Linked DNA regions of Homo sapiens: region 2 is linked to region 1. Evidence: chromatin loops called from intact Hi-C (ENCODE). Cell type or tissue: testis. All regions are shown on one strand. Each heading gives the region's core, and the rest is flanking DNA. Links, peaks and the distances in the headings are about the cores only. Region 1 overlaps LANCL1-AS1 (LANCL1 antisense RNA 1). Region 2 holds the start of LOC124907972 (a long non-coding RNA gene).

Region 1 (13,091 bases), core at 2,891-10,890:
GAGAAAAACTTTGAAGTCTTTGTGTTCAGGCAACATATAGAAATTCTGATAACCCTTCTCTAACCGTCTTCAAAATCAATATGCCTGTGCCCCAGTCCTCAATCAATCTCACCACTAGTTGTGTGTCCTTGAATTATGAATTACTCAACCTCTCTGGGACTGACTATTCATTCATTTGCACACAGAAAACGTCTGGAAGATCTCTAAGGATCTTGAAAATACTAACATGCTATGAGTATAAGTGTAAAAATACCTTTAAAAGTTGAAAATGATGTATAGATAATTATTATAAAAAATTCCCAAAATTAGCACTTCCAATTCTGCTGTTTAGTGACTGGCCAATATTATGAACTCCATTTTACAGATGTGTAGATGATTTTTCAAGTAACTTAATTGAAATGTTTATGGAACACCTATGCTAGGTACAGAAGCTTAGAAGCTTATCCAGGTTTGTTGGGCCAGAATCTCTTGATTCAGAGGGCCCTCTTTACTATACCTATATCTATCTATCTATATAAAAAATTAGGTATGAAGTGAATATTTAAGAGTGAATATTTCTAGAATGAGAAAAGAAATCACAGCAAGTTACCAGAGTCTTAGAGATTCAAGTCTCTTTTTTTTCTGAGCTCCCTTTAAGTAATTTATCTGAATTGTTTACATAGAAATGCTTTTGATTGAAACCTGGCTTCCCCTCCTTACCTAGACAGAATATTCTGTAGCTTCCAGCAATGTGCCACACTAAGTGGGGCCTGTGCAAGTGAACAGCCCTGAAAGTTAAGGTTTATGAAGCTTCACATAAATCTGCCTCTGACTAAATTCTTTAGGGATTCAAGACATATAAGACATGGTTTGCATACCCAAGTAAATTACAGTGACTTACAGCCATTAGACCTACAAGAAAATAGCTACTTGGTATTGTTTATCCACGTGAAACAGTTCTACTAGCAAAAGGATTCAAATGGAAACACTTTTTTTATTTAAAATTTTATTGTGAATTAAACTTAGACCTACAGAAAAGTTGCAAAAATGTTACGTAAAGTGCCCATACTTCACTCACCTTCCCCTTATGTTAACACCTTACAATGTACATTTGTTGATACCAGGAAATAAGCATTCTTAGAATACCATTAACTAAATTACAGACTTTATTCAAATCTTACCAGGTTTTTAACCAAATTTTCACCATGAATCCATTTCTGTTTCAGGATCCAAATCAGGATCCCACACTGCATTCAGTAGTCATGTCTCCTCAGTCTCTTCCTATTTGTAAGTCCCTCAATCTCCCCTCAACTTTCATGACCTTGACACTTTTATTTTCTTTGAGACAGAGTCTCGCTCTGTCATCCACTGCAGTGGTGCAGTCTCGGCTCACTGCAATCTCCGCCTCCCGGGTTCAAGCGATTCCCCTGTCTCAGCCTCCCGAGTAGCTGGGACTACTGGCATGTGCCACCACGCCCGGATTTTTTTTTGTATTTTTAGTAGAGACAGGGTTTCATCGTGTTAGCCAGGATGATCTCGATATACTGACCTCATGATCAGCCCACCTGGGATTACAGGCATGAGCCACCACGCCCAGCCGACCATGACACTTTTAAAGAGTCCTGCAGGCTGGGCACAGTGGCTCACACCTGTAATCCCAGCACTTTGGTAGGCTGAGGCAGGCAGATCACCTGAGATCAAGAGTTCGAGACCAGCCCAGCCAACATGGCAAAACCCCGTCTCTACTAAAAATACAAAAATTAGCTGGGTGTGGTGGCGGGCACCTGTAATCCCAGCTACTTGCCTCCAGATTGGTGGAGGATGAACTAATAGTGGATTTGGTTTCAGCCTGGAGTTGCTGTGAAATGGTGACACACTGCAGTCAATGCAAAAGTCTTCAGGCCTCGAGTGTTCTGAACACATACCTGCCTGGAGGAGATTCTCCAGCCCTGAAGGAATGAAGGAATGTTCCTCTAACCTCAGTCCCAACCTAGCAATGAGCCGAGATGGCGCCATTGCACGCTGTCTTAAAAAAAAAAAAAAAAAAAAATCCTGCTTAAGTATTTTGTAGAATATTTATCAATTTCTGTTGTCTTATGTTTTCTTATGAATAGATCGAGGCTATGCATTTTTGGCACAAATACTACAGAAATGATGTTGTACTCCTAGCTCATAATCCAATATCATTACTTATTTTCTTGCTAAATTGTTTCAACTTCGGTCTTTCAAAGCTACTTTAGGCTGGCTCCTGTTATCATTTCAACATGCCTTCATCCTTTTTTTGAGCATTTCTTTACTTTGTGGCACCAAAAGTGTTCTAAGCTCATCTTATATTTTCCCTTCCCCAGCTCTGGAATCAATCAGTTTTCCAGGAAGCCTGATATTAGGTCTTCGTGATTGGTGTGTTCTTCTCTTTTTTCCTAAAGTTCTGGGCCTTCAATGGTTTATTTCCTGAAACTAATAAATATATGCATTATCATTCACTAGGAGCGGGTCTGTGTATACTTTTTCTAAACTGAAATTGTAAAGGAACCTTGAATATGAGTTCTGGCCACATTATCAAAGGCCAGGCATAAGCCTCCAGGACATTCAAGCAAGCTTTTCAAGGACATTGCTCAAGAAAGAAGTTATTTCTGACATTTCTCTTCCCTTATTTCCCATGTCTAACTGGCTGCATCTGTGAATCCTCTCACAAGTCTGTCCCCTCTGCTCATCTTCACTGCCACTTCACTGGTTTTGGTCCTTCCCTGGCCCATGTCACAGCCTCCTGATGGTCTTCCTGATTTCATTCTCTCTTTCCTTCAACTCATCTTCCACATGGATGCATAAATAATCATTCCATTTGCAGATCCAACCTCATTGCTTACTCCTAAAGCTAGAAGAGGATGGTTTTTCTACATTTTGATGGTTTTTCTGAGCCTATCATTGGCGATATAGTTCTCTCATATTAATAGTGGTGGTTCTCAAACTTTTTGTGTAAGAGAATCATCTGGAGGGCTATTAAAATATAGCTTGCTAGGGTCCACTGCCAGATTTCCATGCTAGTAGGTCTGGGATGTAGTCTGAGAATGTGTACTTCCTGCAAGTTTCCACGTGATGCTGATGATGCTGCTTCAGGTAACTACTGACCAACAAGATAATGTCCAAACAGCTTAACGAGAAACTTAAGACCTTTTAACAACTAGGTCTTTGTACCTCCCATCTCTCTACTTTTTTTCTCAAACATGCTGTTCTTTTTCATGTCTTGCATGACCTCTGCATATAGTAATTTCCCAACAGTTCTGCCTGTTCATCTTTGTCTCCTACGTTTTTCTACATTTTGCAGATTACTATTCTGGCTCCCCTCTTTCCTATTCTTCCAACTTGAGAAGGCTTGTTATTCCTCTGGGGCCCAATAGTACTTGATACATAGCTTACTATGAAAATTACAACTTGGTGTTGGATTTAGTAATTTACTCATTCACCCAGTAGTTCTTGAGTTCTCTAGAAGCAGGACAGTTCCAAGTTCTTCTTTAGTCTTGGTTCTCCAGCTCTCAGTCCTCACAGCACCCAGTCTAGAATAGGCACTGAATAAATGTTGAGAGAAACACAACATTTTCAAGGAAGGTATTATGATCTTTACACTAAAGGAGGTAATAAAGAGTTTCCAAGAACACTTCAAGATCTATTACTGTTATATTACAGGTGAAAGTTTATTTTAAATAAGAGATTATCTTAAGATATGGAATTAGCTAAAAGATTTAGGAACTCTGATCACTTATTGAAACCAGGTAATTTGAATCAGGATTCTCACACAAGTTTAGGATGGCCTAGTGGTCTGGCAACATGGCATCAAGTGAAACAGATTTGGCAGTTCTGCTGTGATCCAGACTGGTAATTAAGTCTTCTTTTCTGTGTGGGCTGTTAATTGGTCTACCTGAAGAATTGCCAATCCCCATTTGTAGTCTGTAGACAGTATTATTTACTGTCAACAGATGTCAGCTATTATAGTGACCATCCTTAGTCTTCTTAATTACATCATACCCATCAACTGAAATCTAGAACCAGGGTTCTTAACCAACTCTTGATGGTCATTGAAAAGATTTGGTGGCCTATGAACATGGATGGAAAACAATCACATATTAATTTTCACCAAGTTATAACTGAAGTATTTCCTTCAATTAATTACTGATATAGGCAACAAATACAATTGTATTGGGGGTACCTGATAACTTTTTGTCATTGATAGAAATCATCTATATTTTTATACTGTATTATAGCAGTTATTTCTGCTTACAATTATTTCAAAATTACAATAGTTATTAGATGTGCTAATAAAGGAGCACATACACTATTATATCACACATTTTGAAATATTTTGATATCTGTATTTCAAAATCAGTTGCTTTCTCTATAAGTGTTGTTTACATATTTAACACAGAATCCTATGTGTGCTATTTTATATATTTAAAACATTATTCTGAGAGTGGATCCATATCTTTTAAGGGGATCTTGAAGTGGTCCATGACACCAGAAAGGTGAAGAACCTCCACTGTAGAAGGTAAGGTTAGGATTGAACTCTGTTGACGTTCACTGCATAACATAGTTTTGTAGGAGAATTTTTAAAAAGCAATAGAAAAAATATCAAGTTTACTTTGGATACTCAAGTGTCCATTTAAGGAGTTCATAAAATAAAACAATGATTAATGAATTATAGCAGAACATTTTCTCCTATTATGTACAAACTGCAAGTGAAATAGTCTTTGATTTCTTGGGCCACATGCTCGCAGTACGGTAATAGTTAAATTAATTTCTAATATGTCTCATCTCATTATGGATCTGTGCAATAGTCTCTTTCAATTTTAAATTGAACTTCAGGGGAGATTAAATACTTAGGTATTCCAGTTTGTATAAAATTTCTAGATTCATACAAATTAAACTTCCTCTGTCTAAATGACCCTAATCATTCTAATTTAGCTAGATGGAGCTTATTTCCTTTTGACAGGGCTTGTCATGTTGAATCTTACCCAGGGAGATGAACAGCATGCCAAGTGGGTAATAAGTATTCCAGATGTTGCCTTGCTGCTTTCCAACAAAGTTATTAATAAAAGTCAGTTGCTTCTTATCTTTTTTTATCCTCTAATATTGCTGAGAATCTAAACTTCCTTTCTCCCAATTAAGATATGGTAATTTAAAAGTACAGTAAATGGGCTGCTGCAGAGGAAGGTGATTTTTATATAAGTGGCTATCCATCATGAATGGTACATCAGGGATTCTTAGGGCAATCTGAGGCTTGATGGGACTGTGGGTGGGAAAAAGTGAAGGAGAATATGAAAAAGATTTGACAGAGCTCTGAGTCTCAGATTGTTCATGTGTGCTGGGGAAGATTGAGCATCAAAAGAGCCATTTTATTTACTTTTGGCTGGAATAAGAATACAGGTGGGAATAGCTACCACTATAGCCACTTGATTAAAATTGATCTCCCCTAGTTAGACTGTGGTGGGAAGCCTTGAAAGACTCTTGGTCCACCTTCTATGCATACCTACATCCCGTCTCTGCAGCGGCCCTGAGAGGCCTCTATGCAACAACTACCAAGGTCCTTTGGTGGGAATTCACGTGTCTGTCATCAAGAAACTGAAATGAAAGTGTGTTTGGACTGCAGAGAGGAGAACAGTGGTGGCTGAAGGGAGATATGAGCCTGGAGAGAGATTCAGAGGCCAAAAGTTACAAGGCCTGATTTCAGGACAACTTCTACATAAAAACATGCCTTTTAAAGCTTACTGGAAATATCTAATTTTTATTAGGTATAAGAAAATTAGATATTATTCAGAGCTAGGAAAAGCCTAATCATAATAGATAATGTTAATTATAATACTTTGCCAGTGTGATGGCTTGAGTCTCTTTCAAAACACTTTGGGCTTGGTGGATTTTATGTGAATTTTCCTTCAATTAAAAAAAACTGGGCTTCCTTTTACTTTGCTCTCTCTCCTTTTAAATTCAAAGCCATGGAAAAGCTTTTGTATTTTAAAAGGTATAGAGGGGTGGTTAATATTACTTTAGAGAAAGAAGAGATGTAAATAATTGGCAAAGTGAAATAAAGTTATTTTCAGAAAACAGTCTTAATCAGCAACAGAACTCACATTTGCACATTCATATATATATATACACACAGCCTTGCACTGTCTCTCATCCTTTGATTTTGGTTATAGCTAACAATAACCTGACATCTAGTTTAAACCACTTTGAACTTTAAAGTGGAAGAAATTTTGCATTAACACCATGTTTGCTATGAAATCAGTACTTCCAGCGTTTCCAATATGCTTGAATGGTTATGTGGATTTTTTTATTCAGACACAATTTCCTCAAATGTCAACAAAGAAATGCCATTCTGGGTGCAAATATTTTTCTCTCCTATCATCTCCATTAGTTTTTCAACTTTATTAACTATTGAAATTATTAAACTGAGCTATACTGACATCTGCTGGACAAAAATCTGCCTTAATAATTAGACAGATTTAATAACTAGGTAGTTACTATTGAGTAGGAAGCAAAGCTATATTAAACAAAATAGAAAGTAAAACTAAGTTAAACATAGCATCATTAACTTATATGTAATACATCTAAGTAAACATTTCTAAGTCCATTTCTCTAGCTGGTGAAATTGTTATTTCAATTTGGTGGTTTAACACACATTTTCTGTGCACCCATAAGCATTACACACTGCATATACTCAGAGGGTCTGGTGTAGATAACAGGGTCCTTTCTTGAAAGGAGTGGAGGGTCTGGTGGGGAAGACATACTGTATATATAAACAGATATTTTCGCGAGTGTTCTCTCCAAGCTGCCTTCTGTCAGCATCACAGTGGATGGTCCTGTACCCATTGTTCCCAGAACATCTTTGTGCAGGGAACAAACCAGAGCAGGATCATTTTGTCTGTTAAGCAATACAGACATAGTTATTTGGGCATAGGAATTTTTCATGGGCCTATAAATATGGGTGTGTATTCTAAAATGCAACACAACAACAGAAAATTAAGATTACCAAATTTCAAATTAAATGTCTATAGAAAATATAATGTTAACTTCTCTATTTTTAAAACTGAGTATTCATGAATTTTAGGTTAGACACCTTCACTTCTCAGGAATTCCTGGTTATGTGTGATGAGTTCTAAAAAATCACAGCCAATTATTAAAACCATTAAACAATATTTGTAGCCAAATATTGTCAAAAGAAAAAGCATAACAATCTTTTAAAAATTTATTAAAATTTTAATAGAAAAATTAAAGTGAAATGTACATGCACTTTTAATGTACTTGAGGTAACGTGGGGAGAGATTATGATGATCTTTTAATTGCCTTTTAATTGAGCTAAGACAGAAGCTGAGCAGAAAAGGGGTTGGGATGTGCATGCTCTCAAAGGGAGGGTGTACTACAGTTACGGAGAGGAGAAGTCATGAGCAAAAGAACAGAAGTATGACTGATTGACTGACTATAGATCGAATTGGAATAAAGGGATGATTGATATTGAAACAGTGGTTTTCAAACTTGACCAACATCACAATCACTTGGAGGATTTGTTAAGGCATATTGCTATTCCCTGCCTCCAGAGTTTTTGACTTAGCAGGTCTTGATTGGACCCTAGAATGTGCATTTCTGTCAAGTTCTCGGTAATAAAAATTTATGTTGCTGTTCCACACTGCATTTTGAAAACCAATGGTCTGAGATAATATGCAACTTTTTTTGCCTTGAACACCCAGGTATTTGGTAATACTATTAATTGTCTTAGGAAGTTCAGATGAAGGGACAACATAGAGGAGTGGGAAATAGAAAAGATGATGAATTTGGCTTTTTTAAGGAAACAGAAGAAAATCCATCAAAGCCAAACCTACAGAAGGTCTTCTAGTATGCCTCAATAAAATGTGAAAGCAACTCCTGTTATTCAAAGTAATATTATTTTCTTATTTTAAAATCTTATTTTAACTCAAGTTAAAGCATTGAAGTTACCTAAGATGCTAGTATTTGATACATGATACATTGGAATCTGTGTTTTACCCTGGTTTATAAATAGCTTAAAATCCACTTTTATTTATTTATTTTTTATTATACTTTAAGTTCTGGGGTACATGAGCAGAACGTGCAGTTTTTTTACATAGGTATACACGTGTCTTAGTGATTTTCTGCACCTATCAACCTGTCACCTACATTAGGTATTTCTCCTAATGCTATCCCTCCCCTAGACCCTCACCTCTTGACAGGCCCCGGTGTCCATATGTTCTCATTGTTCCCCTCTCTGTGTCCCCGGTGATGCTCCCCTCTCTGTGTCCATATGTTCTCATTGTTCAGCTCCCAATTATGAGTGAGAACATGTGCTGTTTGGTTTTCTGTTCTTGTGTTAGTTTGCTGAGAATGATAGTTTCCAGCTTCATCCATGTCCCTGCAAAGGATGTGAACTCATCCTTTCCATTGGCTGCATAGTATTCCATGGTTTGTATGTGCCACATTTTCCTTATCCAGTCCATCATTGATAGACATTTGAGTTAGTTCCAAGTCTTTGCTATTGTGAATAGTACTGCAATAAACATACGTGTGCATGTGTCTATAGTAGAATGATTTATAATCCTTTGGGTATATACCCAGTAATGGGATTGCTGGGTCAAACGGTATTTCTTGTTCCAGATCCTTGAGGAATCGCCACACTGTCTTCCACAATGGTTGAACTAATTTACACTCCCACCAACAGTGTAAAAGCGTTTCTATTTCTCCACATCCTCTCCAGCATCTGTTGTTTCCTGAGTTTTTAATGATTGCAATTTGATACACGATACATTGGAATCTGTGTTTTACACTAGTTTATAAATAGCTTCTAATTGGTGTGAGATGGTATCTCACTGAGGTTTTGATTTGCATTTTTCTAATGACCAGTGATGATGAGCTTTTTTCCATATGTTTTTTTCTTGACTACATAAATGTCTTCTTCTGAAAAGTGTCTCTTCATAGCCTTCACCCACTTTTTGATGGGGTTGTTTTTCTCTTGTGAATTTGTTGAAGTTCCTTGTAGATTCTGGGTATTAGCCCTTTTGTCAGATAGATAGATTGCAAAAAATTTCTCCCAGTCTGTAGGTTGCCTGTTCACTCTGATGATAGTTTCTTCTGCTGTGCAGAAGCTCTTTACTTTAATTAGATCCCATTTGTCAATTTTGGCTTTTGTTGCCATTGATTTTGGTGTTTTAGACATGAAGTCTTTGCCCATGCCTATGTCCTGAATGGTATTGCCTAGGTTTTCTTTTAGGATTTGTATGATTTTAGGTCTTACATTTAAGTCTTTAATCTATCTTGAGTTAATTTTTCTATAAGGTGTATGGAAGGGGTCCAGTTTCAGTTTTCTGCATATGGCTGGCCAGTTATCCCAACACCATTTATTAAATAGGAAGTCCTTTCCCCATTGCTTGTTTTTGTCAGGTTTGTCAAAGATCAGATGGTTGTAGATGTATGGTGTTATTTCTGAGGCCTCTGTTCTGTTCTAGTAGTCTATATATCTCTTTTGGTACCAGTATCATGGTGTTTTGGTTACTGTAGCCTTGTAGTATTGTTTGAAGTCAGGTATCATGAAACCTCCAGCTTTGTTCTTTTTGCTTAGGATTGTCTTGGCTATGTGGGCTCTTTTTCATTTCCATATGAAGTTTAAAGTAGTTTTTTCTAATTCTGTGAAGAAAGTCAATGGTAGCTTGATGGGGATAGCATTGACTCTAGAAATTACTTTGGGCAGTATGGCCATTTTCATGATATTGATTCTTCCTATCCTTGAGCATGGGATGTTTTTCCATTTGTTTGTGTCCTCTCTTATTTCCTTGAGCAGTGATTTGTAGTTCTCCTTGAAGAGGTCCTTCACATCCCTTGTAAGTTGTATTCCTAGGTATTTTATTCTCTTTGTAACAATTGTGAATGGGAGTTCACTCATAATTTGGCTCTCTGTTCGTCTGTTATTGATGCATAAGGGTGCTTGTGATTTTTGCACATTGATTTTGTGTCCTGAGACTTTGCTGAATTTGCTTATCAGCTTAAGGAGATGTTGGGCTGAGATGGTGGGGTTTTCTAAATATAAAATCATGTCATCTGCAAACAGAGACAATTTGACTTCCTCTCTTCCTATTCGAATACTCTGTTTATTAGCATGAAGGAGCATTGAATTTTGTCGAAGGCCTTTTCTGCATCTATTGAGATAATCATGTGGTTTTTGTCATTGGTTCTCTGTATGTGATGGATTACATTTATTGATTTGTGTGTATTGAACCAGCCTTGCATCCCAGATATGAAGCCAACGTAATCATGGTGGATAAGCTTTTTGATGTGCTGCTGGATTTGGTTTGCCAGTATTTTATTGAGAATTTTTTCATCGATGTTCCTCAGGGATATTGGCCTGACATTTTCTTTTTTTGTTGTGTCTCTGCCAGGTTTTGGTATGAGGATGATGCTGGCCTCATAAAATGAGTTAGGGAAGAGTCCCTCTTTTTCTATTGTTTGGAATAGTTTCAGAAGGAATAGTACCAGCTCCTCTTTGTACCTCTGGTAGAAGTCGGCTGTGAATCCGTCAGGTCCTGGACTTTTTTTGGTTGGTAGGGTGTTAATTACTGCTTCAGTTTCAGAACTTGTTATTGGTTTATTCAGGGATTCGACTTCTTCCTGGTTTAGACTTAGGAGGGTGTATGTGTTCAGGAATTTTCCATTTCTTCTAGATTTTTTAGTTTATTTGCATAGAGGTGTTTATAGTATTCTCTGATGGTAGTTTATATTTCTGTGTGATCAATGGTGATATCCCCTTTTTCATTTTTCAGTGTGTCTATTTGATTCTTCTCTCTTTTCTTATTAGTCTTGCTAGTGGTCTATCTATTTTGTTGATCTTTTCAAAAAACCAGCTCCCGGATTCATTGATTTTTTTTGTAGGGTTTTTGTGTCTCTATCTCCTTCAGTTCTGCTCTGATCTTAGTTATTTCTTGTCTTCTGCTGGCTTTTGAATTTGTTTGTTCTTGCTTCTCTAGTTGTTTTAATTGTGATGTTAGTGTGTCAATTTTAGATATTTCCTGCTTTCTTTTGTGGGCATTTAGTGCTATAAATTTCCCTCTACACACTGCTTTAAATATGTCCCAGAGATTCTAGTACATTGTATCTTTGTTCTTTTTGGTTTCAAAGAACATCTTTATTTCTGTCTTAATTTTGTTATTTACCCAGTAGTCACTTAGGAGCAGATTGTTCAGTTTCCTTGTAGTTGTGTGGTTTTGAGTGAATTTCTTAATCCTGAGTTCTAATTTGATTGCACTGTGGTCTGAGAGACTGTTTGTTATGATATCCATTTGATTGCATTTGCTGAGGAGTGTTTTACTTCAATCTATGTGGTCAAGTTTAGAATAAGTGCAATGAGGCGCTGAGAAGAATGTATAGGCTGTTGATTTGGGGTGGAGAGTTCTGTAGATGTCTATTAGATCTGCTTGGTCCAGAGCTCAGTTCAAGTCCTAAATATTCATGTTAATTTTCTGTCTCGTTGATCTGTCTAATGTTGACAGTGGGGTGTTAAAGTCTCTCACTATTATTGTGTGGGAGTCTAAGTCTCTTTGCAGGTCTCTAAGAATATATATATATATATATATATATGCAACAAGAAGAGCTAATATATATATATATATAAACAAGAAATAACTATATATAGTTAACAAGAAATAACTATACATATATAACTATATTTATTTCTTGTTATATATATATATATATATATATATATATATATATATATATATATATTAGCTCTTCTTGTTGCATTGATCCCTTTACCATTATGTAATGCCGTTCTTTGTCTCTTTTGATCTTTGTTGGTTTAAAATCTGTTTTTTCAGAGACTAGGATTACAACCCCTGCTTTTTGCTTTTTTTTGGTTTCCATTTGCTTGGTAAATATTCCTCCATCCCTTTATTTTGAACCTATGTGTGTCTTTGCACATGAGATATGTCTCCTGAATACAGCACACCGATGGGTCTTGACTCTTTTTCCAATTTGCCAGTCTGTGTCTTCTAATTGGGGCATTTAGCCCATTTACAATTAAAGTTAATATTGTTATGTGTGAATTTGATCCTATCATTATGATGGTAGCTGGTTATTTTTTCCGTTTCTGATGCTGTTTCTTCATAGCATTGATGGTCTTTACAATTTGGCATGTTTTTGCAGTAGCCGTTACTGGTTGTTCCTTTCCATATTTAGTGCTTCCTTCAGGAGCTCTTGTAATGCAGGCCTGGTGGTGACAAAATCTCTCAGCATTTGCTTGTCTGTAAAGGATTTTATTTCTCCTTTGCTTATGAAGCCTAGTTTGGCTGGATATGAAATTCTGTGTTGAAAATTCTTTTAAGAATGTTGAATATTGGCCCCCACTCCCTTCTGGCTTGTAGGGTTTCAGCCGAGAGACCTGATGTTAGTCTGATGGGCTTCCCTTTGTGGGTAACCTGACCTTTCTCTCTGGCTGCCCTTAACATTTTTTCCTTCATTTCAACCTTGGTGGATCTGACAATTATGTGTCTTGGGATTGCTCTTCTCGAGTAGTATCTTTGTGGTGTTCTCTGTATTTTTAAAATTTGAATGTTGGCCCATCTTGCTAGGTTGGGGAAGTTCTCCTGGATAATATCCTGAAGAGTGTTTTCCAACTTGGTTTCATTATCCCCATCACTGTCAGGTACACCAATCAAATGTGGATTTTGTCTTTTCACATAGTCTGATATTTCTTGAAGGGTTTGTTTGTTCCTTTTCATTCTTTTTTTTTTTCTAATCTTCTCACTTTATATCATTAAGTTCATCTTCAATCTCTGATATCCTTTCTTCCTCTTGATTGATTTGGCTATTGATACTTGTGTATGCTTTACAAAGTTCTCGTGCTGTGTTTTTCAGCTCCATCAGGTCATTTACATTCTTTAAACTGGTTATTCTAGTTTGCAATTCATCTAACTTTTTTTTTGAGGTTCTTAGCTTCCTTGCGTTGGGTTAGAACATGTTCCTTTAGCTCAAAGGGGTTTGTTACTACCCGCCTTCCAAAACCTGCTTCTGTCAATTCATCAAACTCATTTTCCATCCAGTTTTTTTTCCCTTGCTGGTGAGGA
Region 2 (13,091 bases), core at 3,108-11,107, 170 kb before region 1:
AAATAGCAATTTAAGTATCTGTAACCAACAATTTTGACAGTAAACTTTATTGTCAGGATTAAGAATGGATTTGTTTAAGCTTCCAACTTCAAACCCTAATCTGCTTCTAAATTGCTTCTCTATGAGCCATACCTATAATATAATATGACCAAAATATTAATCATACACATTTATAAGGAAAAACTGCTCAAAGTAAAAGAAAAGTTATAAAATTTATCTTCTAGGGCTCTCCTTTTTTTTTTTTTTATAGTCATTGTATACAGAGCTCATTAGAAAAAGTATTTATTTATTTCCCCTGGTGCAAAGCAAAACTTATCTAATCAAATATAGAAGTGTTGCATAAGTTTTAGTGCATTACAGTCTTAGACTAAAGAAATCTAAGCATCTGTAATTCTGTAATATAGATCTTGGACAATGTCACAAGGATGATTGCTAAACCATTTTGCTTGCATAATACAGAATTATTCCTCTTCATAGCTGATTTGTATTTAGGGTAAGATAAGCCTTCATGGGAAGATTTTGCTGGCAATACATGCCCTTTGCCATAGTAATTCCACCTGGTCTCCATTTAACAATCTTTTAAGGCCAGACACGGTGGCTCACTCCTGTAATCCCAATACTTTGGGAGGCCAAAGCAGGTGGATTGCTTGAGTCCAGAAGTTCTAGGCCAGGCTCTGGGAAACATGGCAAAACCCTATATCTACCAAAAATTAGCCAGGCTTGGTGGCCTATGCCTGCAGTCCCCGCTACTCAGGAGGCTGAGGTGCAAAGATCACCTGAGCCCAGGAGGTCAAGGCTGCTGTGAGCCGAGATTGCGCCATTGCAGTCCAGCCTGGGTGACAGAGTGAGACCCTGTCTCAGAAACAAACAAACAGAAAAAAACAAAACACAACACTTTTAGCTTTATTTGAGTACATAGGTTTAACATTATTTCCATAGAAACCTGAATGTATTTGCTTAAACTCCACATGAAACTGAAAGTTATTACTTCTGTAAAGTACATTCCTTGGGTGATAGGTGTCTTTATCAAAGGGAAAATATTTAGTCAAATTAATCTATAATTTAATGTTAATATTGTTGAGTGTCAGCTTATGAACTAAAACTATGTGGGCCATGAATCACATTTTTAATTCAAGAGCTTTATTTATTTTCTTTCAAAACTAGCCATCCTGTGCTTATCTCAATTTGCTGCAAACTTCTTCAACTTCCCATCTCCTCTCTCAAATATATCTACATGCCCATCCTTCCTTTCTTTCAATCAAGAGAAAGAAGCATCTGCTCTGCGCAACCTCCACCTCCTGGGTTCAAGAGATTCTTCTGCCACAACCTCTGGCGTAGCTGGGATTACAGGCATGCGCCACCACGCCCAGCTAATTTTGTATTTTTAGTAGACACTGGGTTTCTCCATGTTGGTCAGGCTGGTCTTGAACTCCCGACCTCGGGTGATCCGCCCACCTAGGTCTCCCAAAGTGCTGGGATTGCTGGTGTGAGCCACTGCGCCTGGCCAACTCCACCTTTTAATACCCTTGATGAGACGGGACAGTGCTCTTGACCCCCTTTGCAGGCAGGAACTGGAGTGGCTCGTTTCATTCAACCCATCGCTGGCCACTCCTTGTGGGAGAGAGTATGCAAGCAACCAAGTGTGGAAACTTGAGTGAACTGAATGCTGGAATCCGCTGGGCATTCCTCTCTGGTGGGAGCAGGCTCCGTGCGAACCCTGTAGTGGTGTTCAAGTGTATTCAACCAATGCTCTTTCAGCTCTGCATCCAGGATGGCCAAGTGCCAACCAGCTTAGTGGAGGGTCAGGGTGGCAGCCCCTGCCCTCTCGGCACCTGGGTTCTTGCCCAGCATCCAGGAAGAATCAGGTCACATGAACTGTTTGAAAGGTGATGAATATGGAAGACTTTATTGAGCGGTGCCGGCTCTCAGTGGAAAGGGAAACTGGAAAGGGGATGGAAAGATGATCACTCCCTGAAGCCCAGCCATCTTCAGCTGGTCCCCTCTCTGAAGCCACAAGGTCTGAAGTTAGTCATGTCTACCTGTAGTCTCTGACACTCAGTTGTTTCTCTATTTGCTCCTCAGCCACTTGTATTATTGACGCTCAGCCACTTATATCACTGATGCTCAGCTGCTTGTGTTGCCATGCCAGCTGAAGTCTTTCATGGGCATAAGATAGAGGCAGGGGCAAGCCAAAAAGGCAACATTTGGGCAGAAAAACAGGGTCAGTTGTCTTCACTTAGGGTTGAGGTTTCAAGCTTAAGGGTGGGGTTTACCCAGGAGTCCAGCCCTTCTGTATCATTGGGAGTTAGGGTTTCTCAACATATGAATTTTCAGGGGGACATAAACATTCAGTTCATTGCAATAATCCATGTTTTCTGCTGATTTAAAATATGAACTCTATCATTTGCATTCCCTTATGTATTTAGGTCTATTTGTAGACTTTTCTATTTCACTCATCTGCTTGTCCGTTAATTCATTCAACAAGTATTTATTGAAAGCCTTATACATGCCTACATGCCAGGCGATCTTCCAGATATTATAAACAGAAATGAACAAAGCCCCCCCTTTTTTCTAGACGGAGTTTCGCTCTTTCGCTCAGGCTGGAGTGAAGTGGCACCATCTTGGCTCACTGCAACCACCACCCTCCCGGTTGAAGCGATTCTCCATTGCCTCAGCCTCCCAAGTAGCTGGGGTTGTAGGTGCCTGCCACCACACCTGGCTAATTTTTGTATTTTTTTAAGTAGAGACGGAGTTTCACCATGTTGGCCAGGCTGGTCTCAAACACAGCATATTTTTTAAACCTGTGGAACTTGTCTGTGGAGACGGACAAAAGCACATAAATATAAATCAGGTGCTTAGAGTGCAATGGAGCTAAGCCTGTATCTATTCACAAGCTAATTACCCACTGTTTTCATTATTTTGAACTTTGATCTAGAAAATGAGAGTTGGAAACACGGAGGAAAAGACAGAGAGAGAGTGAGGAAGGGAATTTTGGGGTGGGGGTGGAGGTGGGGAGAGTAAATGGGCTCAATCAACCAGATAATATTAGTATAATCCTGAACAAGTTGCTTATCTCAGATCTCAGATTTCTCAACTGAGAAATGGCAATACCTCACAAGATTGTTGTAAGGATAAAAGAAATGTTTGTAAAACACCCCACTCATAACAAACACTATTATCCTTAATATTTTTTTCCTTCTTATATTTTAGGTGGATAAAACCTTGTATGCATCAACTACCTCTCTTTCAAGATGGAATTTTCAGAACACATGGTCTGGGATTGGAGCTGGAGCTTGGAAATATTGAGTGGGTGAGAAAGACTTCATTGTTTTGTGACAGGTTATTGTGAAAACAGCCCACTTCTGCCTGAAGATCCAAGCCCAAGGCCTTCCTGGCCCCAGGGATTTTGGGATTCTTAAGAGCAAAAGAAGGAAAGAAAACATGAGAGACTTTGGTACTGGGTACGAGCATGAAAAGAGAAGGATTGGTAAAAAATATCTCTTGGGAGCTCCTGCTGTGATGCGAGGGTTAGTCCTGCCATCCCAGGGCAAACTTCATAAAAGAGGTCAGATCCAAAGATTGCAGAAGCCAGAAGAGACACTGCATCCTTCCTGGTTAGGCCTGGTTATGCCAGCTTCCTGGACTCTGCTGGCTGGTTGCCTCAATCCATGCCTCAGATTGGGTGGAGTCTACAGATTGAGGGCAAATCCCACCTCCTCCCAACCCCCACCACTAGGCCTATCTGGAAGACAGAAAAGAGCAGCAAGAAATCTCAGGGATTTTCTTTGATTACTCAGAGGGAAATAGTTTTCATACTCAGAGACTGATAGGCAGTCAATAACATTTGCTTTGTGAATTTTCACCCAGCTACTTCTGGATGAGATAATCACCTTTGCTGCTAAAGAAAATCTTAGCTCATTTTCTTCTTGGGGTGATGGTATAAGAGTTGATAAACAATTTGTAAGTATTTATCATCTGGCATATTTAACAAAATATCTTTGTGATCCATAAAGCAAGGCATAAATTACATTTGAAAGTGCATTCCATTAAACAAGAACATTAGAGAGAAAGAGAGAGAGAGAGACACTTTGGACCTTGATCTGTTCCAATGACATAGAAACTTGCTTTACAGATTGGCTTTCTCCTAGTGCACTATTGCAAAATTAGAGCTATACTAGAAACATCCTTAGAGTTTGATAATTGAATTACAGTGGAGAAAAATAAGGTTTATATTTCTTAACTATACCTTTGAATTTCTTACTACTACAGAGGATAATTTTCCTGGTCCCTGGGGTTAGTGGTGAAAAACTAATTGTTTTATTAAATTCATGCCTCATTCTTGTGACCCCAGATTTTCGAATTTGAATAGGAATGCAGTCAAGGGGTGAATTCTGACATCTTCATTCTTTACTTAGCTCTTAAAAGCCAAGATACTTTATATTACTTGTTTATACTAATCTTTGATCACAATATATTTACATTGCTGGCAAGTAAAGTCTCTTAATAATATAGCAGCAAATATTAGCTCTTCATTCAAAATTGTTATTATTCGGGAGTACTATACATGGTCTCTTACATTAGGATTTATGAAAGTAGGAATTAATTATGTTTATTTAATTCAAACAAGTGTTTTTCTCAAAGTAATGAGTGTTATGAAGGGAACTTATTTGACCACATACAACCCTGAGATTCTTATCTTTTTGGCAAATAGCACTAACTGTGGAAAAGCTTAAGATCAGTGGGGTTGTCGGTTTCCCCACACGTTGAGTTGATGATAGGTTATAATAAAAATATCAGACCAAATTCTGCCACTTATATAGGCATGTATTAAACATGTATTTGTAAGCAAGTATACAACAGTTCATAGAATAAGATAAAAACCTAGCTCTCTGTCCTCTTTAGTGCTCTAATGACTTCAAGCTGGCTCAACAATATTCCAGAGGCAAGATTCTATTACTCTTATAGTTAGCATCGGAAATCCAATGGATGGACACTGGATTCTTTGAGGATCAAGCTTGAGGTGCCAAGCATGGGATGCATTTCTGAAATATTTGAGTTTAATCGTATATCTTGAATACCACTTATTATTCCAGTGAGATCTGATTGATGATTAACTTATTGAACAAGTCACTAATTTTACCAATGAAAATATATTTCTGATGTTTACTTTGCTAATTAGCAAGACATCTGGGTTTGGTATACACATCTGGTGAGAGATGAAGGGCAGAAATTGAGGCACAGAAACAATAAGTGGTTTCCCTTAAGATCAGATAGCTAGTAAGTGTCTCAGCTTGTTTGTGCATCCCACAGTGAGGAGCCTGTGTTTTTTTAAATCTCTCTGGATTAGTTGTGCTGGTAAGTTCTCTAGAAGCAACTTGACTCCACTGTTTTGAGGGCAGAAATAAAATGAACAGGCTATAATTGAGGTTGTAGAAGAGATAAAAGAAAATCTGTGATGCAAGTAACTACACAGAGTCCTGTCTGTGAAATGCAGGAGGCTGTCCATAACTAAAGGCATCTACCTTTAGAAAGGCAGTATCAGATTGTCACTTATCTTGATGGTCATGAGATAGGGATGTTCTGGTTAATAAAATATTCTAGTTAGTAGAGATTCTCAGTAGACTCTATACTCTAATTTCTCATTTAAAAGAAATTGGACTCTTACAAAATAAACATGATATGAACCCAGAATTTAACTTACTATTTTCTTACTGTTATCCCAAAGACATTACATGATATTGAACACTTTGAGGTAATTATGGTACTGGGGGAGCATAATTGTTCCTACTAATAGAAACAAAATACTAAGGATTTTTCTAGAAACTCTTAAGAGCCATTTACCTGGCTAAGGATTTTTCTAGAAACTGTCCTTTCAAGAGCCATTTACCTGGAATAAAAGTGATGTGTATGATAAACAGTTGGCTATACAGACCCAAGATGAAATTCAAAATATGACTTCTGAAAATTCTGAATTCAAAATCAAGTTTTTGATACTTTAGGATCAGCTAGATGATCATCATAAATTTGTCTCCTTTCCACTTCAATTTTTTTTCATCTTCACCAATCTACACTATATTCAAGCCAACTTACCATTTCCCTTACTCCGTTTTCCCTGCAACTTCCCTAAGCTGTTAGTGTTATTGTACTACTCTTCTTTATGCCACTTAGGCTTGAATTCTTGGCCCAATTTCTCTCACTTCTGCATGAAGTCACCAAATGCCAGTGATTCTGCTTCTAACATATTTCAGACATCATTTCTGTCCATTCCCACTACCAGAAAGAAACTCTGTGTTAGTTTTTCTTTTACCTTTATTGACTTTTTATAATAGCATTTATGGCGTGTTGAATTGTGGCCCCCCAAAAATATGTCCAAGTCTTAACCCTGGTGCCTATAAATGTGACCTTATTTGGGAAAAGAGTCTCACAGATGAAATTAAGTTAAAGATCTTACCCTGGATTAACCAGGTAGATGCTAAATCGAATAAAAAAGTGTCTGTACAGGAAGAGAAGAGGAGAATCACAGAGAAGAAAGCCATGTGAAGATGGTAACAGACACTGGAGTCTGTAACCCCAAGTGTAATGCGACGGGTTCTCCACCAGGTTACTTAAGGGTGTATGTCCACTGCTTGAGCCCTGAAGACTGGGTGGTGAGCCAAGGTCATGGTGCTCAGCCAAGGAACACCATGTGCTGTGTTCCCTGAGAACACAAACATTTGGGAGAGTACCTGGGGACATACCAAGAAAAACACTCATCACACACAGAGAAGAAAAGCCAGAAAATTAGCTTAAAAGCAGCTTGAAGATGGGTGGGGTAAGGGGGTGTGTGGGGCAAATCTCCAGAGTTGTCCTGCTACCACCTAGGAATGCCCTGTATGTTAAGTCCTAATAAACTCACCTACTCATCAAGTTGGATTTGCCCAAGTCATTCTATAGTCTCTAGGCTCCTTCCCAGTTTGGGGGGTTGCATTAGTCCATTTTCACACTGCTATAAAAAAATACCTGAGACTGGGTAATTTATAAAGGAAAGAGGTTTAATTGACTCACTGTTCCACATGGCTGGGGAGGCCTCAGGAAACTTACAATCATGGTGGAACGTGAAGGGGAAGCAAGGCACGTCTTACATGGCGGCAGGAGGGAGAGAAGTAAGAGTGGAGGAAAAACTGCCACTTTTAAAACCATCAGATCTTGTGAGAACTTCCTTACTCTCACGAGAACAGCATGGGGGAAACCACCCTCAATGATCCAATCATCTCCCACCAGGTCCCTCCCTCAACATGTGGGGATTACAATTTGAGATAAGATTTTGGTGGGGACACAAAGCCATACCATATTGGGTGGTGGGGGACATTATATTTCCAAGCTTTTCTTTCAATACCCAAGCCAAGGAGTGCCTGGGGCCACCAGAAGCTAGAAGAGGCAAAATGTGGAGGAATCATTGCCCTGCTGACACTTTGATTTCAGATCTCTGGCCTCTCAACCTGTGACAGAATAAATTTCTATTGTTTTAAGCCACCTAGTTTATGGTAATTTGTTATAATCAGAAGCTGAAAGAGGCAAAATGTGGAGGAATCATTGCCCTGTTGACATTTTGATTTCAGATTTCTGGCCTCTCAACCTGTGACCGAATACATTTCTATTGTTTTAAGCCACCCCCAGTTTATGGTAATTTGTTATAGTAGCTCTGAGAAAGTAATATAGCATCTATTTTCAGATACCCTGCTTTTCCCTGAAGTCTGTCAGTCAGAAGTGGCCATCTGTTGCCTTACTAAACAGAGCCTATTTCCACTTTTTCTATTAACTGCAGCCACTTTTTCCTTGGAGAAACATTCTCTTCCCACTCTACCCATGGATGTGGTAGACTACATCAACAGTTGCAGTTCTTTACCCTTCTCTGTGCCACACTCTTTAGTATATACCTTCAGAGTTCCTCCCATAAAGTTGGAATTTATTTCTCCAACACATTTGATTTTCTTTGACCAATAGAGTTAGGCAAAAGTGAACCAAGTCCTCAAGAAGCTTTGCATGTTACTGATTATTCTTTTGTGTTCCTGCCACGCCGTGAGAAGGCAATGAGAAGAACCAGAGCCTTCCTAGCAAAATCTCAGCAGACTTAGGCATGTGAGCAATAAATGCTTATCACCGTAGGCCATTGAACTTCTGTGATTTTGGGTTATGCAGCACTGCTGCAGCAAAAGGTAACGGATATAATGGGGCTGCTATATTCTTCCAGCTGAAAGTTTGTGACTTGCACACTGTGATTATTTTAGAGCTGTACATGTTAATCATGTCCTCTGAAAATAAACTCAATTCTGAGGCTGGAAAGAGAATGTCTTCCCCTGGACTTGATGCCAAGAAAGCAAGAGTGAGCAGATCTAAAATCTAAAGGGGGACTTTAGTGGCCAGGCCTGGAAGTGGCGTATGCTCTTTTGACGTATGTGCCATAGGCTGTAACTCATCATGTGATCACACGTGGACTCCCTTGGCTCCATCTAGATGTGAGGGGTCTAAAAAATATTGTCTTCCTTTATGCTCAGGAGGAGAAAGAAATGCTTGGTGACCATGTGGCCTTGACCTTGCCATATCTGTCGTCTGCATCTGGTAAAATCCTCTGAATATAATGTGACTTTTTTCATATTATCATCTTAAAAATTTGATTTGCAGAGTGAATTTTTTTTGTGTTTACTTTATTCCCCATCCAGGTTGATTCAGTCAATCAGGCACACACAGAAGCACGTATTTATCAAGTTCTACAGGTACAAAGATGAATATGATCTGGTTTTTGCCCTCAAGAGCTTGCCGTCTTGGGAGAGAAATAGGCATAGACATTATAAGCTGATGTAAAAGTCACAGTTATAGTGGTATTTACACATTGCTAATGAAGCACAGATGAAATAGTTTCTTGATGGTAGGGACTATCTCTTATTTGTCTGTGTATCCCCACAAGTACAAAGGATGTGCAAGGGGAGTCTTATGTGTGCCAAATACTCAAAAATATTTGATGAGTGGATACAAACAGGCAAGTGAGCCATTACGGAAATGACAGATGATTCCTAAGGATTTTGAGATATACAAAATTAGAGTGTAGAGGGACCTATGCAGATGGAGATTTTGGTTTTCTTAATTAAATATCAAACAAAAAACATACAAAAAAGATTTGGTGACAGTTTTAGGCATGTACAGAAGGTAAAATGCTGAAAAGTCTTAAAGAATATTGGCAAAGTGCCTCTATCTGTAATTTATGAAGTGGTAAGTTTGTGAGAAGGTAAAAACCTATTCACAAAATTGTACTTTTGGCAATTATGACTTTGTACCCAACCTATTTAGTTACAATGTTTGAGTTAGTAGGGGGATTTAATAACTTGAGAAAATTATAAATACTTACCAGGATGTAATGAAATGTAGTTTTTGCTTAGAAGGCCTATTTCTTGCATGAAATTTTGAATTCTGATCTCTCATTTACCTACTGAAAGCTTTCATTCAACTGTGAGTGAATATTGGATTCACCTGAGGAACATTTTTAAAATACCTGCTCCCACATCTGATTTTGTGAATCAGTGACTGGAAGGCAGAGTCCTAGTTGAGAATCGCTAGTTTACTGCATTCACCTCTTAAGAATTCTGTCTTCCTGTATCGACTTCTTATTGCTGCTGTAACAAATTGCCACATATTTGATGTCTTAAAAGAACACTAATTTATTATCTTACAGTTCTGGAGGTCGGGAGTCTGGAAAAGGAACCTATTCCATTAGGGCATCAACTAAAAATATGAAGAAAAATTATAATCTGGTACTTTCTAGAGGATTATTGTAGCCAAGAAATAATGATTTAATCTGTACTCAAAAAGTAAAGACCGAAATCTAGTATTAAGTGTTACACTTTACCCTTGAAACAATTTATTTAGCTGCCTTTTTTTATTAAAGAGAAAATTATAGCAGGGCCAACTTGTGTACAAGGGGAGTTTTAGGCTTATTATGCTTGCCTGATTGTCTGCATAAAATGCAGCAAGAATTGATTGGCTATAAAGACTCCTTTTGAGTTAGTTTTGCTGCAACTTTACCTAAAAAGAGGCTATTTTAGTTTCAGCCTTGGTAAAATAAATAATGTCTCCAACTGTTTTTAAAAAACCCATTATTGAACTTATGCAGACAACTCTATTGTCTGAAATCACTTTCATTGGGCTAAAATCAAAGCGTTCCTTTTGGATCCTCTAGGGAAGTATCCATTTCCTTGTCTTTTTCTTTTCTAGAAGTTGCTTGCATTTCTTGGCTCCTGGCCCCTTTGTTGACTCTTATTTGGAAAGAGTGTTGTTCAGATACAATCAGTTAAGAATAGAGTAGACTCATAATCCACTATGACTGGTGTCCTTATAAGAAGGGAAAATTTGGAGACAGACATACATAGAAGGAAGATGATGTGAAGCGACAGGGAAAAAAATGGCCAACTACAGGCCAAGGAGGAAGGCTTGGAACAGATTCTTCCCTCATGTTCCTCAGAAGGAACCAATCCTGTTGATATTATTTCAGACTTCTGGGCTCCAGAACTGTGAGACAATAAATTTCTCTTATTTAGCTACTCAATTTGTGATACTTTGTTACAGTATCCCTAGAAAATTAATATACCCACTATAACAGCTCTTATATCATAGGCCAAGATACAAATGTGAGAGTTCTGAAAAATTCCATGTATGTCTGTTTCCATTGTACATTTAGGGAATGACCAGTGGTGTGTCCATGGACCTAGTGGATCCACTGTGAAGCAAATCTGGGCTAGGACTCCACTTATTTTCTGGATTCCATATATTACCACACTGTCATGGGTGCCATGATAATACTTTGGGTTTCTAGTATATATGTTAACAGTTCTCTGTCATCTGAGTAAATGGCCATAGATCCTTTTGGGAAGATGAGGGAACTATCATTGTGTACTTTTGCTGTGGTGTTTCAGGATTGTTTCTCCAGTTTCTCTTCAGTCTGAAAAGGGTTCTGGGTCTGAAAAGTAGCTCACGTCTGAAAATTGAGCAGGAGGTCACTGTGACTTTATTTTGTAGCAACTGCCCTCAAGCTCCTGATCATCCTGTCTTGGTTTGTTTAGATTTTATAGGCTGAGCAATACCTTGCTGGCTACCCATCTGTTTTGCTCCTAGTTATGCTATGTTCTTTTAATTATCTCCATAGGTCTCTCTCTTTGCAGGTCAGGTCTCTCTGGTTAATCCCTCAACCTTACTGATTATTACAATATTTGTGCTCATCTTGCTTCTCATCGGTAAGTACCCCCATCTGGCCTCTATTAGTCTAGGAGCCTATGATGTCAATTCTTATGAAAGAGCTCAGCTCTGTAATAGCTGTCAACCCTGGCCTCTGGGAGATAGAAACCAATGAATTTAATGATGCTGATGCCTCTCTTAGAACTCCTTATTTATTATTTTTGTAGACAGAGTGTCCTTCAACATACTCCTCTATTGGGTTTTTCAGACTTACATAATATGTCCATTTTAGCATGCCAGCTTCTAAGGGTCTTTTGATTCCTTTTCCCGCTGTCTGCCATGTCAGTTCTAGTATTTCTATTTCACTTCTGTGGACAAATGCTTTCTCCACACTGTCTGAAAATATCCTTGCAGCATAATATCACCATTTACAGAAGTCCTTTATAGGGTGTTAAATATTATATCATTGGAGAGTGCTCCCATATTGTCAACCTCTCCTTATTTATTATTTTTTTGAGACAGAGCCTTGCTCTGTGAGCAGGCCGAAATGCATGCTCTTGGCTCACTGCAACCTCCGCCTCCTGGGTTCAAGCAATTCCCTTGCTTCATCCTCCTGAGGAGCTGGGATTACAGGTGTGTACTGCCACGCCAGGCTAATTTTTGTAATTTTAGTAGAGACAGGCTTTTGCCATGTTGGCCAGGCTGGTCTTGAACTTCTGGCCTCAAGTAATCTGCTCACCTTGGCCTCCCAAAGTGCTGGGATTATAGGCATGAGCCACCACACCTGGCCTACCTCTCTTTATTTAACTTTACTTTCAATTCTTCTTGGTCCATCACTGTAAAGATCCAATCTCATACCCACTCTCATCCCTCCTGCCAGTACATGTTGGCTAGTTCCTGCGGCTCATTTGAGATAGAATTCTATTCCTATATTAGTAGGCTCAGCACTTCCTCTACCAGACTATATTGTGACAACGTGAGTTATTGTTCTTGTGGCCAGAAGAGAGGGAATGAGAATAGATCTTGAAGGATGTACATATTGCTTTGCAAGACAGAGCCTCTTCACCTGAGTCATTAGAGAGTACTAGTCTTTAACAGGGAGGAGTGGGCCACCTTTGCGGACCCTGAGGATTTAGGAGGACCTGAGATTCAAGATTCTTGATTGTCTCAAACCAAAGTCCTCATCCTATGTTTTAGGGTCTCAGTACTTTCCAATTAGTGAACCCTCAAACTTGCCAAGATTGAGAATTCAATTTTCTCTGGAGCACTGATGTCTTTGAAATCAAATCCTGGGCATGATCCTCAGCCGTTCCTCTGCCTGAAATGAGAGAGATGAGAATCTCTTTACATCTTTTCAAGAATGTCCGAGTTTATACATCTATGCTTTAATTGAGAATTAAATTAAATTTAATTTGCCTATATCCTCTCATTTTTCCCTAACACATATCTCCCTCACCTCTGAGTTGAATTGTGTTCCCCAAAATTCATGTCTTCTTTCTCTCCCTTCCTTCCTCTCTTTTTCTCTTTTCTTTCTTTCTTTCCTTCTCTTCTCTTCTTTCTTTCTTTCTTTCTTTCTTTCTTTCTTTCTTTCTTTCTTTCTTTTTTCTTTTTCTTTCTTTCCTTCTTTCTTCCTTCCTTTCTCTCTCTTTTCTTTTCTTGTCTTTTCTTTCTTTTCTTTCTTTCTTTTTCTTTCTCTCTCTCTCTCTCTCTGCCTCTCTCCCTCCCTCCCTCCCTCCCTCCCTTCCTTCTTTCCTTTCTTTTTTTTCTTTTTTTGATGTAGTCTCACTCTGTTGCCCAGGCTGGAGTGCAATGGCATGATCTCGGCTCACTGCAACCTCCGCCTCCGAGGTTAAAGTGATTCTCCAGCCTCAGCCTCCCGAGTAGCTGGG

What was found. Peaks named below come from ENCODE experiments on the same cell type or tissue, not always from the same donor. Only the 100,000 strongest peaks of a DNase experiment are listed, where the experiment ranks them.
Region 2: a loop joins it to region 1, with 2.9 times the contacts of the local background. A loop is called at or near these places in 57 of 110 quality-filtered maps.

The regions. Positions count from the first base shown.
Region 1 is chr2:210,393,194-210,406,284 of GRCh38, forward strand. The region is part of intron 1 of LANCL1-AS1 (LANCL1 antisense RNA 1); the gene reads left to right. Among named protein-coding and RNA genes, the nearest start is that of LANCL1-AS1, 75 kb to the left of the region's middle. In testis, for the core only: a CTCF peak has its summit at 6,479 (motif pointing left); no DNase peak of the experiment used is centred there.
Region 2 is chr2:210,227,073-210,240,163 of GRCh38, forward strand. It overlaps LOC124907972 (a long non-coding RNA gene), which reads left to right and starts at 1,510. Exons shown (of 2, transcript XR_007088064.1): 1 at 1,510-2,017; 2 at 3,211-6,906. In testis, for the core only: a CTCF peak has its summit at 6,539; a DNase peak (open chromatin) is centred at 6,669; H3K27ac peaks cover 4,733 bases.